3 separate regions of the Homo sapiens genome follow, and all the other regions are linked to region 1. A link is a contact called in ENCODE Hi-C or POLR2A ChIA-PET data. All regions are on one chromosome and are shown on one strand. The core of a region is the stretch at or near the end of the contact, and the rest is flanking DNA. Distances in the headings are between cores, read along the strand shown.

Region 1 (3,004 bases), core at 387-2,886:
GGCAGAGGGTAGACCTGGCTGGCTGCTCAGCATCTTGTTCCTGCCAGTCAGCAGGCCCTGGAGAGATTCCAGGGCTCAGCCCTGGTCTTAGTGTGGTCTCACTCGCTCTGCCTGGGCAGTGACAGCACCATTAATATGGAGGCTGGTGAGAGCGGAGCACACAAAAGCAGCCTGCCTGCTGCTTTGCCTCTCTCTGCCCAGGGCATGGTGCTAGTTCATGGTGGTTTCAGCCTTTCCTAGCAGCTTAGGTTTATGTGGAGGATGGCAGGGGAACAGGACTGGTTTCTGAGACTAGGTTCCAGCTCTCCTTGCCCTCTAAAGATAGAAACAAACAACACACAACACACATGTATGTCTTCCCCAGACTCTCCGTCTCATAACTCAGAACCAGAGAGTCTCAGAGCTGAGAGGGGCCTCGGGGAAGATTTCACTGATGGAGAAAGCTCCAGAAGAGAGGGCAAGCATCCTGCCTGGGGTACCATGGCAGGGAGAGCAGAGTCAGAGGCTGGACCAAAATGCAGCCTGAGTGGAAGCATGCCTTACCCCAGGCCCTGCTTCCCGAGCCCAATGCCCCACTCAGCTGGCAGACACAGCAGGCCCGCCCTGGGCACTCTGAGGGTGCAGCCACAGCAGATCACCAAGGAGGCATTCTGGGCCAGGGTGGGGTGGGGGGCCTGGGCAAGTTCTCTGGGGAGGTTTCCAGCTCCTCCACACCTGCTGTGGGGCCTGATTCTCCCCGCCCCTGCCCCGCTACTGGTGTGGAAACCAGGGTCAGGTGAAGCCCTGCCCAAGCCTTGAGGAAGAGAGACACATTCTCACTTCTTCCTTTATTCTTTCTGGTGCCCAAGGCACTAACAACTGGGTGTATAAAGCCTTCCAGATAATTTCAGCCAATTTCTCCCCTAGACTTACTCCATCTGATTAAATGGCCACCCAGTCACTCAAGCAGGAGACCTGATGTTATCCCTGCCTCTGGGCTCCTACTTAAAACCAGCCACCCACTCCAGTTCCTCCTCACCAGGTCTGGCTGCCCCTCCGAAATCTCTCTCCATTCCAGCTTCCACGGTCTGATCCAAGGACTTCAACCCACTCAGGCCACTTGATCTCATTAGACTCATGGGTGTCTCCCTGCTTCCCTCCAGGCCTCCTCGATACATTTCCTTCCCAGAGGCTATGGAGGCTTTTGGAGGATGCAGATCTGCCCATGGGCTCTCCGTCTCTGCCTCCCTCCAGTGTCCTCGCTCAGGGAGGGGAAGCTCAGGCGGAAAGCTGCCGAACTTTGGGTTGCGGCTGTCCCTCGATTAGCAGAGCTGCGGTGTTCTCCTCGGGCAGGCGGGCAGGTGGGCGCGCTTTGCTGCCCCCTGCAGCTCGGGGGCCTGCGATCCCCGCACAGAGCATTCCGTCACCCCAGGCCCACGCTCTCCAGCCCACCGCCCTCCTCTGGACGCCGCGAGTGGAAGAGAGCTGCGAACTGAGAAGCCGTACTTTGGGCAGGGTGGAGGGCCCGGGGGCTGGAGACTGAGCCCCTCCGAGAGGAGCCGCCCGGCCCCGCCCCCCGGCGCAGCCATTGGCCGCGGCGGAGCGGCTGTACCCGCAGCTCCGTGCACTCGGCGGCTCCTCTCCGGGAAGGTCCCCACTTGACAGCTCTGGGCGACCGGAGGTGGCGCCCAAAGGCTGCCCGGGAGATCGGGGCTGGGCTGGCGGGGGCCAGGACCCCGCGCCCTCTCGGCCGCTCACTCTCGCGTCCACTCCCTCGCAGTCACGCCGGGCGCGCACTCCCACTCCCTCTCCGCACGCGGCTGCGGGACGCGATGGACGCGGCACTGCTCCACAGCCTGCTGGAGGCCAACTGCAGCCTGGCGCTGGCTGAAGAGCTGCTCTTGGACGGCTGGGGGCCACCCCTGGACCCCGAGGGTAGGCGGGAGGCGAGCGGTCGGAGGCTGCGCGGGCTCCTTCTCTCGCGCGCTGGGTGCGCCCCTGACCCCGCGCTCCGAGAGCCCCGCGTCCCTGCGGGCCCCTCTGAGCCCTACTGCGCTCTCTCCCGCCGCCAGGTCCCTACTCCTACTGCAACACGACCTTGGACCAGATCGGAACGTGCTGGCCCCGCAGCGCTGCCGGAGCCCTCGTGGAGAGGCCGTGCCCCGAGTACTTCAACGGCGTCAAGTACAACACGACCCGTGAGTGCCCCCGGCCCTCGCTGCCTGCTCTACACCGGCCTCCTGAGAAGGCGGTTTAGGGAGTAAAGAGGATTCCGGACCCAGCGGTACAAAGCTGCTGACGGCCGCGGTACCGCGGACCGCGGGCGTTAAGGACCCCTTACAGTGTTGGGGGCGCGCCTTCTGCTTCTACCCCCAATACAGCGTCTAATCTCAGTAAGCCAGTGATTTGCCCACAATTCCCGTGCTCCATGCGGTGACAGCCCAAAAAGGGGAGAAGGAAATACTTCCTCCTCTTGGAGTGTAAACCTCCTTCCCTCATTGTAGGTTCCCGTTGCCTGAAGTTCCCCATTAGGGCTTCATTGTTTAGACAATGCTTCCCCTGCCCAGGAGGGGGACCTATCCCAGGAGGGCGGATATGCTAAGTCCCAAATCCCCCAGAGTGAGTGCAGTGACCAGACCCTACTACCAGAGGGGAGGAGGAGGGTAGGAGGCAGGAGGGCTGGGGCGAGCGCATGTTTCGTGGGGAGGACATGCAGGCGTAGGTTCTGCTAAGCCAGAGGGTGCGGGGTGTTGCATCTTCCCTAATCCGAGGTCCCAGGACTGACCTGCTGGGCTGAGTCAGGGGCTGTGGGCAGCATTATTCCTGCGCCCCCATAATGAGTGGTGTCTGAATCAGCACCCCAACACCATCTCTCAAGGAGAACAACCTGTGCCTGCCTTCCTCCTGGCAAATCATGGACTGGCTTGAGGCTCTGGGGAAAAGGGCAGTAGAGGTTGCTGGAGTTACACAGCCTCCAGGTGGGGTCGTTCAGTGTGGGTTCTGGGTGTGTGCGTGTGGGTAGGTG
Region 2 (3,139 bases), core at 305-2,804, 89 kb before region 1:
GAGAGGCTAGAAATGAAATTGAGATGGTAAGCTGGGGTCAAGCTACAGGGCAGGCTTGGATGTCAGTGAGGACACTGGATTTCATTTGTACTCAAGAAAGAACACGAGGAAGCCCTCTCTAAGAGTTTTTTTCAGTGACCCAGACTTAAAAGAAATGATGTTAACAGTCAGCTTTCCAGGGTGTGTCAATTGATATCCAACATGCAGCCAGGACAGGTGATGGCAGGTCAATTAGCCATAAAGACAGGGCAGATGCGACAAAGCCAAACGCATTTAAAATTTTTTCAAATAAAAATAAATCATAAAAAACACACAAAGACACTTTCCAAACAGGTGCACTTCAGAGACACCTGTTTGGTGTCAGAAACAGTGAGGGTGGGAGGAGGTATAAAGTTGAACACCTACGTGCACATTGTATCTATATGTCAGATCCAATGCTTGGAAGCTGCCCATATGTTAATATTAATCCTCATTATAAATCTGCAAAGAGTAGGTCTTACTTTCCTGTTTTACAGATAACGAAATTGAGACAGTGAGTAAAGTACTGAGGTTCACACTGCAAACTAGTAGCAAATATTTGAATTGTCTCCGTCTGACTTCAAAGTCCTTCCCCTTTCCTCCATTCAAAAAATTACGTGTATGTGTTTTCATACAAGACAAGTACCCATCGCCCTAGCCCAGTATGACACTGCAAGGACAGACAAAACACACAGAGTGCAGCCCTCAGTCACCATGTGCTGAATGAGCTAATGTATGTCCCCCTCCACTACCACGCCCAAGACCCCCCGGCGAGCTCCTTCCCCACCGAGGTCCCCATCTCCACCCTGAGGCCAGATGACAGCTAAGGACCTTCCAAGCTTGTGAACACTGCAAAAACTCTCCTGGGACAAGACAATAGGAAAACTTACAAAAATTAAAGCAACCACTGGAATTCCCACTGTTGACTAAAATGACTAAGGGTTTGACCGTCAAGAACTTTTCTGGGCTTTTGGGGTTCCCTCTGGGAGAAGTTCTTTCCGAGTGGGACCCTGACTTGCGTGGGTAGCGCACGGAGGCCGGCAGCCAGGCTAGGGCGCAGGCCTGCCCGCTGTGCGCCCGCGCTAGGATTGCTTGGCGCGGCCCCCAGGCCCCCTCCCCAGCTGCCGCCGCCCCGGAGCGCGGATGCCCCAGGAGGGCAGCGGACGGGGTCCAAACCGTGCCTTGCGGAAGCGCCCGGTGACGACGGCAGAAACGCCTCGTGGGAAATGTAGTTTCCCCTGTCCCGGGAAAGCGGCGCTCTTCTGGGGCATCTCTGGAGCAGGCAGTAGGTAGGGAACGGGCGCCCTCCCAGAAGCTGCAAAGCCTTCAGGGGAGACCCCGATGATCCCCCCAAATTAGAGCCACTTCCTGGGCTTTGGAGGGGGCGAGCCGTTACCTTTCTGCTGAGGAACTCCCTGACCAAGGAGGCGGCCACCTCCTCCACGAAGAGGCTGTCCATGGCTCTGGCTCTGGCTCTGCCCACGAGGCCCACGCCGGGCCGCAGCACCAGGCAACTGGGTCTGTCCGGCGCAGTATGGCCGCGTTGCCGTGGCGACGGCGGCGTCGGCGCGGCAAGAACTCCTCCCCTTCCCTGGGGCTGGCGGGCTGGGGCGGGAGGGAAGGGGTGGAGCGTCCCGCAAACTCGCGTCTCGGAGTGGGAGGCCGCAGTCAGGGCGCCCTGGTGTCGCCTAGGGCCCCGTCCACGGCTCCGGACTCGGGGCCTCACTCTGACCCTGGCCCTGGTCATCTGAGAGGCCTAGGACAAATTACCGCTCCGCTCCGAGGCTCCATTTTCCTAGACATAAAATGGGAAGAATACCTGCCTCCTTGTTTCTGGAGGACTAAACTCACAGGGAAGTGACCCCCTCAGGTCCACCCTCAGCACCACGGCCCCCTCTGGGGCCACCAACGCTACTGACCTTGGCGGGCCTTGACGGTGGGGGCAAGGAAGCCCAGCATTCTGCTTCTTGGGCACCGAAATTAAAGGAGATGTTCCTCGCCCCCTTGGTGCCTGCTTTCCCGTAATGAGACTGCCATTTATTGATCACCAAGCTCTTAACTCACGGTTGCACTTTTAATCCTTACAACTTCCTGGCTAGGTAGTTACTGTTGGCCCCATTCTTTAAAACGGGACACTGAGATTCAGAAAGGCTAAGATTTTGCTGAGGCCCACACAGCTGGGTACTGGGAAAGTTGGGTTTCTAACCAAGCCCAGTACATTTTCCCCGAACTTAGTCACCTGGGTTCCACCTTCACAATCTTTGCCACTTCCGCATGTTACCTATTGTATTCCTTTGCTTGGGCTGCCATACAAAGTACCACAGACCATGTGGCTTAAACAACACATTTATTGTCTCCCAGTTCTGAGGGCTACAGACCAAGATCGAGGTGTCAGCTGGATGGTTTCTCCTGAGGCCTCTCTCCCTGGCCTCTATTATAGATGGCCACCTTCTCCCAGTGTCTTCACGTGGCTAGCCGTCCGTGTGTGCCTGTGTCCTAATCTCTTCTTATAAAGACATCAGTTGTATTGGAATAGGGTCCACCCTAATGACTGCATTTCCACTTCATCACCTCTTTAAAGACCCTATCCAACACAGTCACATTCTGGAATACCAGGCATTAGGACTTCAACACGGGAATTTTTTTTTCTTTTTTTTTTTTTTTTTTTGAGACAGAGTCCCGCTCAGGTGCCCGGGCTGGAATGCAGTGGCGCAATCTCGGCTCACTGCCAAGTGAACAACCACCTCCCGGATTCAAACCATTCTCCTCCCTCAGCCTCCTGAGTAGCTGGGATTTCAGGCGCCCACCACCGTGCCCAGCTAATATTTGTACTTTTAGTAGAGACGGGGTTTCACCATGTTGCCAGACTGGTCTTGAACTCCTGACCTCAGGCAGTCCGCCCACCTCGGCCTCCCAAAGTGCTGGGATTACAGGCGTGAGCCACCGCACCCGGCCCAACACAGGAGTTTTGAAAGACACAATTCAGCCCTTAACCCCTATACAGTTACTTATGTATTATTTTCTTTAAATCCACATACATGTTTTACAATTTATTTTAAAAGGAAAGTGTTCCCAAGCAGTAATAGCCACAAGATCTTGGGTTTTATGTGCTTATTAAATC
Region 3 (3,274 bases), core at 342-2,841, 120 kb before region 1:
TCTGATGTGAAGTCCAAATAATGCATAAAGACAAATTAAAATGAAAATTCTCCCCATTACTCATCCCATGAGGTGCAGATGTTTTCAGAGCTGGGATGCTCAGAAGCAGGGAACAGTCAATGAACCGCAAATGCCACATCCTCTGTAAGCCTCCTCCAAGTCCCGGCTGGCACAATTCATTCCCCCTCAGGACACAGAGAGGCATCTGTGCGCCCGTGGCTTTCACTCCAGATCTGGGGGCCTCCAGAGGCTCTAGAGGACCTGGGAGAGTTTGGGATGCACTTGTCTCTCTCCCCCTGGACTGCTTAAGAAAGGTCTGGTAGGGCCTGGTGAATGTCCCCTGAATTAAATTATGCAACAAGGGCAACGAGACTAAATCGCTGGGGTTGGGAGGATTGATGAAGATCTGCTGCCATCTACTGTCCATTCTTCTGCAAAACCTGAAAAACTGCCAGGCATCCCCAGTGTCAGAGGAGTGTTTCAATGCAAAGGCAGAAACACTGAGGCTTTGGGCCCTTGGCTGTATCAAGGCTGCAGAGACCCACAGCAGAACAAGGCAGGTTAATCTTCCCCTGGATCTGTGAATTAAAAGTACAGCCATTCCTTCTCCAATGTTACTGGTTTACCAGGAAGTCTTTTGCATTAAACACTGCCTCTCCAAGCCCAGGGCCCTCCTGCCCCCTCAATAGCGTCCCTTAACTGCTCCCTGAACTTCCACTCCTTTGTGAGGGCCACAATTTAGCACCCAATTACACAGGGCATCCCAGTGCACCCTGGGCTTCTGGAGGCAGGGAACCATATCATGCACTGGCATCCCCAGTGCCTACCTGGGCTATGACACCTCTGAACTCACTAAGACAAAAGGACGTGACCCAGCCACAAAGCCAGTAATGGGTAATATGATGCTCTTGCAGAGGGCTGCACATGTCATGATGGGAAAGGCTGTCTGAGCCTGGAAACAGTTTCGTTTCAGTCTCACCTTCTGGAGTCTGTATCCTAACCTGTAAAAGATCCCTGCTTGGCCCATCTCACCAGGGCATCCAATGCATCTAAGGTGATATCCAGGGACAGGCTTTGCAGTTTATCTTTACTGTAATACCTAGGGGTTGGGTGAATGCAGAAGGAGCCATGAGAACTGACATGGAGGCCACAGGTGTCCCACCCAGCTGCCTCAGACAGGTAAATACTTCCCAGCTGCTGTCAATGTCAGCTGCTAAGGGCTCACAGCTGCATCCTTTTCTGGAGAATCGTCCTTTGCCAAACTCATCTAGGAGGTTGCACACTGCCCGCCCCACTCCAGGATGGGCAGCCCACAGCCAATGACTAAGAGGGGCACAAAAAGCTCACTCCCTTGCCTTAAACATGGGACTAACTCTGAGTCAATTCATGCTCCACATCTCCCCAGGGGATCAGCCTGAGCCCTTAGCCCTCACACCTTTGCTGAGCTCCTTCCCCTGCCCAGTTCCACTTTCCTCACCCCACTTCCTCCTGAGAGCATGCCCCCAACAAATTACATGTACCGGAATCTGACTCAGGCTTGGCCCCTAGGGCATTGCTTCCCAAAGCTTGACACGCATGACATCACCTAAAAAGCTTGTTAAAACCCAGATTCCTGGGCTCCACCCCCAAACTTCTGACTCAGTGGGTCAGACAAGCTGTTTCTAAAAAGTTCCCAGATGATGCAGATGCTGCCAGTCCAGAGATCACAGTTTAAGAACCATTGTTCTTAGGAACCTAACCTGAGAAACCATTCAACAAGTAATAGGCAAAGGGGTTAGGGATGGTGGAATTTAACCTTGCCCTAGTCAGCCTGCCTTCAGCTCAAAATGCTGCAGCCAGGAACAGCCTGGAACAGGCCTCCAGTGACAGATGCTCATACTCAGGGCTGGGAGTGATTCCAGGTTGCTGTGTCCTAAATCCATTTACTATATACCCACAGGTGCTCAGAGGAGCCTATAGTCTAGGAAGGACTCCAAAGTCACAGGACCCTGGTTTACAGGCTCATTATTTACATAAGATGAGCCTTAGAGAGGTCAACTGAATCAAAGTAATTCAGAGATTACAAAAGAAGTCAGAAGTCTGGTCTAGGCATGTGTAGAGGGTAGAATTGGGGAGCCATTACAGAGCAGCCCATCCTACCCCTTCATTTACAGACAGGAGCACAGAGGCCCAGAGAGGCCTGGAGGTCTGCTCAGCAGACTGCAACCTGCAAGCACAAGACAAAGAAGTGCATGACATAAAGGCAAGATGGGGACTTGCTTTTACTGTCCTTAGACAGTAGCTGTGAGCAACCCTACTAACTTGGGCTCTAGTAATAGTCCTGGTGTGGAAGCCTCTTAAACAGCTTCAATAAAACCCCAGTGCCAGAGGAGAAATGTCACAGCACAAAAGTAACAGGACAGCTCACTGCTCACATGTGTGGACTGCAAGCACATGGACCCTGAACTAAGGCCACAGGAAGGCCAGTTCACAAAGAAACACCACTGGCCTGATAGAAAGTAAGATGCAGGGCTGGGCGCAGTGGCTCACGCCTGTAATCCCAGCACTTTGAGAGGCCGAGGCGGGCGGATCACAAGGTCAAGAGATTGAGACCATCCTGGCTGACATGGTGAAACCCCGTCTCTACTAAAAATGCAAAAAAAATTAGCCAGGCGTGGTGGCGGGCGACTGCAGTCCCAGCTACTCGGGAGGCTGAGGCAGGAGAATGGCGTGAACCCGGGAGGCGGAGCTTGCAGTGAGCCAAGATCACGCCACTGCACTCCAGCCTGGGCGACACAGCGAGACTCTGTCTCAAAAAAAAAAGAAGAAAGTAACATGCAGACCAGAGGTATAAATTATGGCCCAATGACCATGACCTAAACCTGCTTCTCCCACAGTCTTCATTTCAGGGAACGGCAACCCCCCTCTTACAGTTGTTCAGCAAAATCTTTGCAGTTATCCTTGCCTCCTTTCTTTCTCTAACACAGCACATCCAATCCATACACGAATCCCAATGAGATATGTGGTTTCGGTCAATATCAGACCACATATATCACAGTGGTTCCATAAGATTATAGTATCATATTGTTACTGTACCTTTCCTAAATTTAGATGTGTTTAGATAAACAAATACTTCCCATTGTGTTACAATGGCCTATAGCATTCAATACGGCAACATGCTGTCCAGGTGTGTATACTAGGAGCAACAGGCTAAGCCATTTAGCCTAGGTGTGTAGTAGGCTGCACCATCCAGGTCAGTGTAAGTACACTCTATGATGTTTCCACTTCAGCAGTC

What was found. Hi-C counts contacts between places; a loop is a spot of excess contacts on that map. ChIA-PET counts read pairs that join two places held with the same protein, here RNA polymerase II (POLR2A). Pooled maps may share reads with other maps.
Region 2: a pooled map shows a loop between it and region 1 (4-fold over the local background). The contact joins the promoter of MINDY4 here to the promoter of CRHR2 in region 1. A Hi-C loop is called at or near these places in 3 of 50 pooled maps. POLR2A ChIA-PET finds 5 or more read pairs at or near these places in 2 of 52 experiments (GM12878 and activated CD4-positive, alpha-beta T cell).
Region 3: a loop to region 1 is called in a pooled map, with 2.2 times the contacts of the local background. The contact joins the enhancer-like site here to the promoter of CRHR2 in region 1. A Hi-C loop is called at or near these places in 1 of 50 pooled maps.

Annotation. Positions count from the first base shown.
Region 1 is chr7:30,681,088-30,684,091 of GRCh38, reverse strand. It overlaps CRHR2 (corticotropin releasing hormone receptor 2), which reads left to right and starts at 1,636. Exons shown (of 12, transcript NM_001883.5): 1 at 1,636-1,914; 2 at 2,052-2,177. The coding sequence starts at 1,812. It overlaps LOC124901608 (a long non-coding RNA gene), which reads right to left and starts at 1,473. Exons shown (of 2, transcript XR_007060275.1): 1 at 1,019-1,473. RefSeq lists a silencer at 1,565-1,614.
Region 2 is chr7:30,769,832-30,772,970 of GRCh38, reverse strand. MINDY4 (MINDY lysine 48 deubiquitinase 4) reads right to left here and starts at 1,554. Exons shown (of 18, transcript NM_032222.3): 1 at 1,415-1,554. The coding sequence starts at 1,477. The region is part of intron 3 of INMT-MINDY4 (INMT-MINDY4 readthrough (NMD candidate)); the gene reads right to left. RefSeq lists silencers at 994-1,143, 1,514-1,563, 1,624-1,673 and an enhancer at 1,144-1,438.
Region 3 is chr7:30,798,033-30,801,306 of GRCh38, reverse strand. The region is part of intron 5 of MINDY4 (MINDY lysine 48 deubiquitinase 4); the gene reads right to left. All of the region lies in intron 7 of INMT-MINDY4 (INMT-MINDY4 readthrough (NMD candidate)), which reads right to left. Among named protein-coding and RNA genes, the nearest start is that of MINDY4, 28 kb to the right of the region's middle. RefSeq lists enhancers at 392-521, 1,388-1,507. Within about 2 kb of position 1,591, at least 6 of the 41 ENCODE cell types and tissues checked have a DNase peak (open chromatin) inside an H3K27ac peak, as active enhancers do.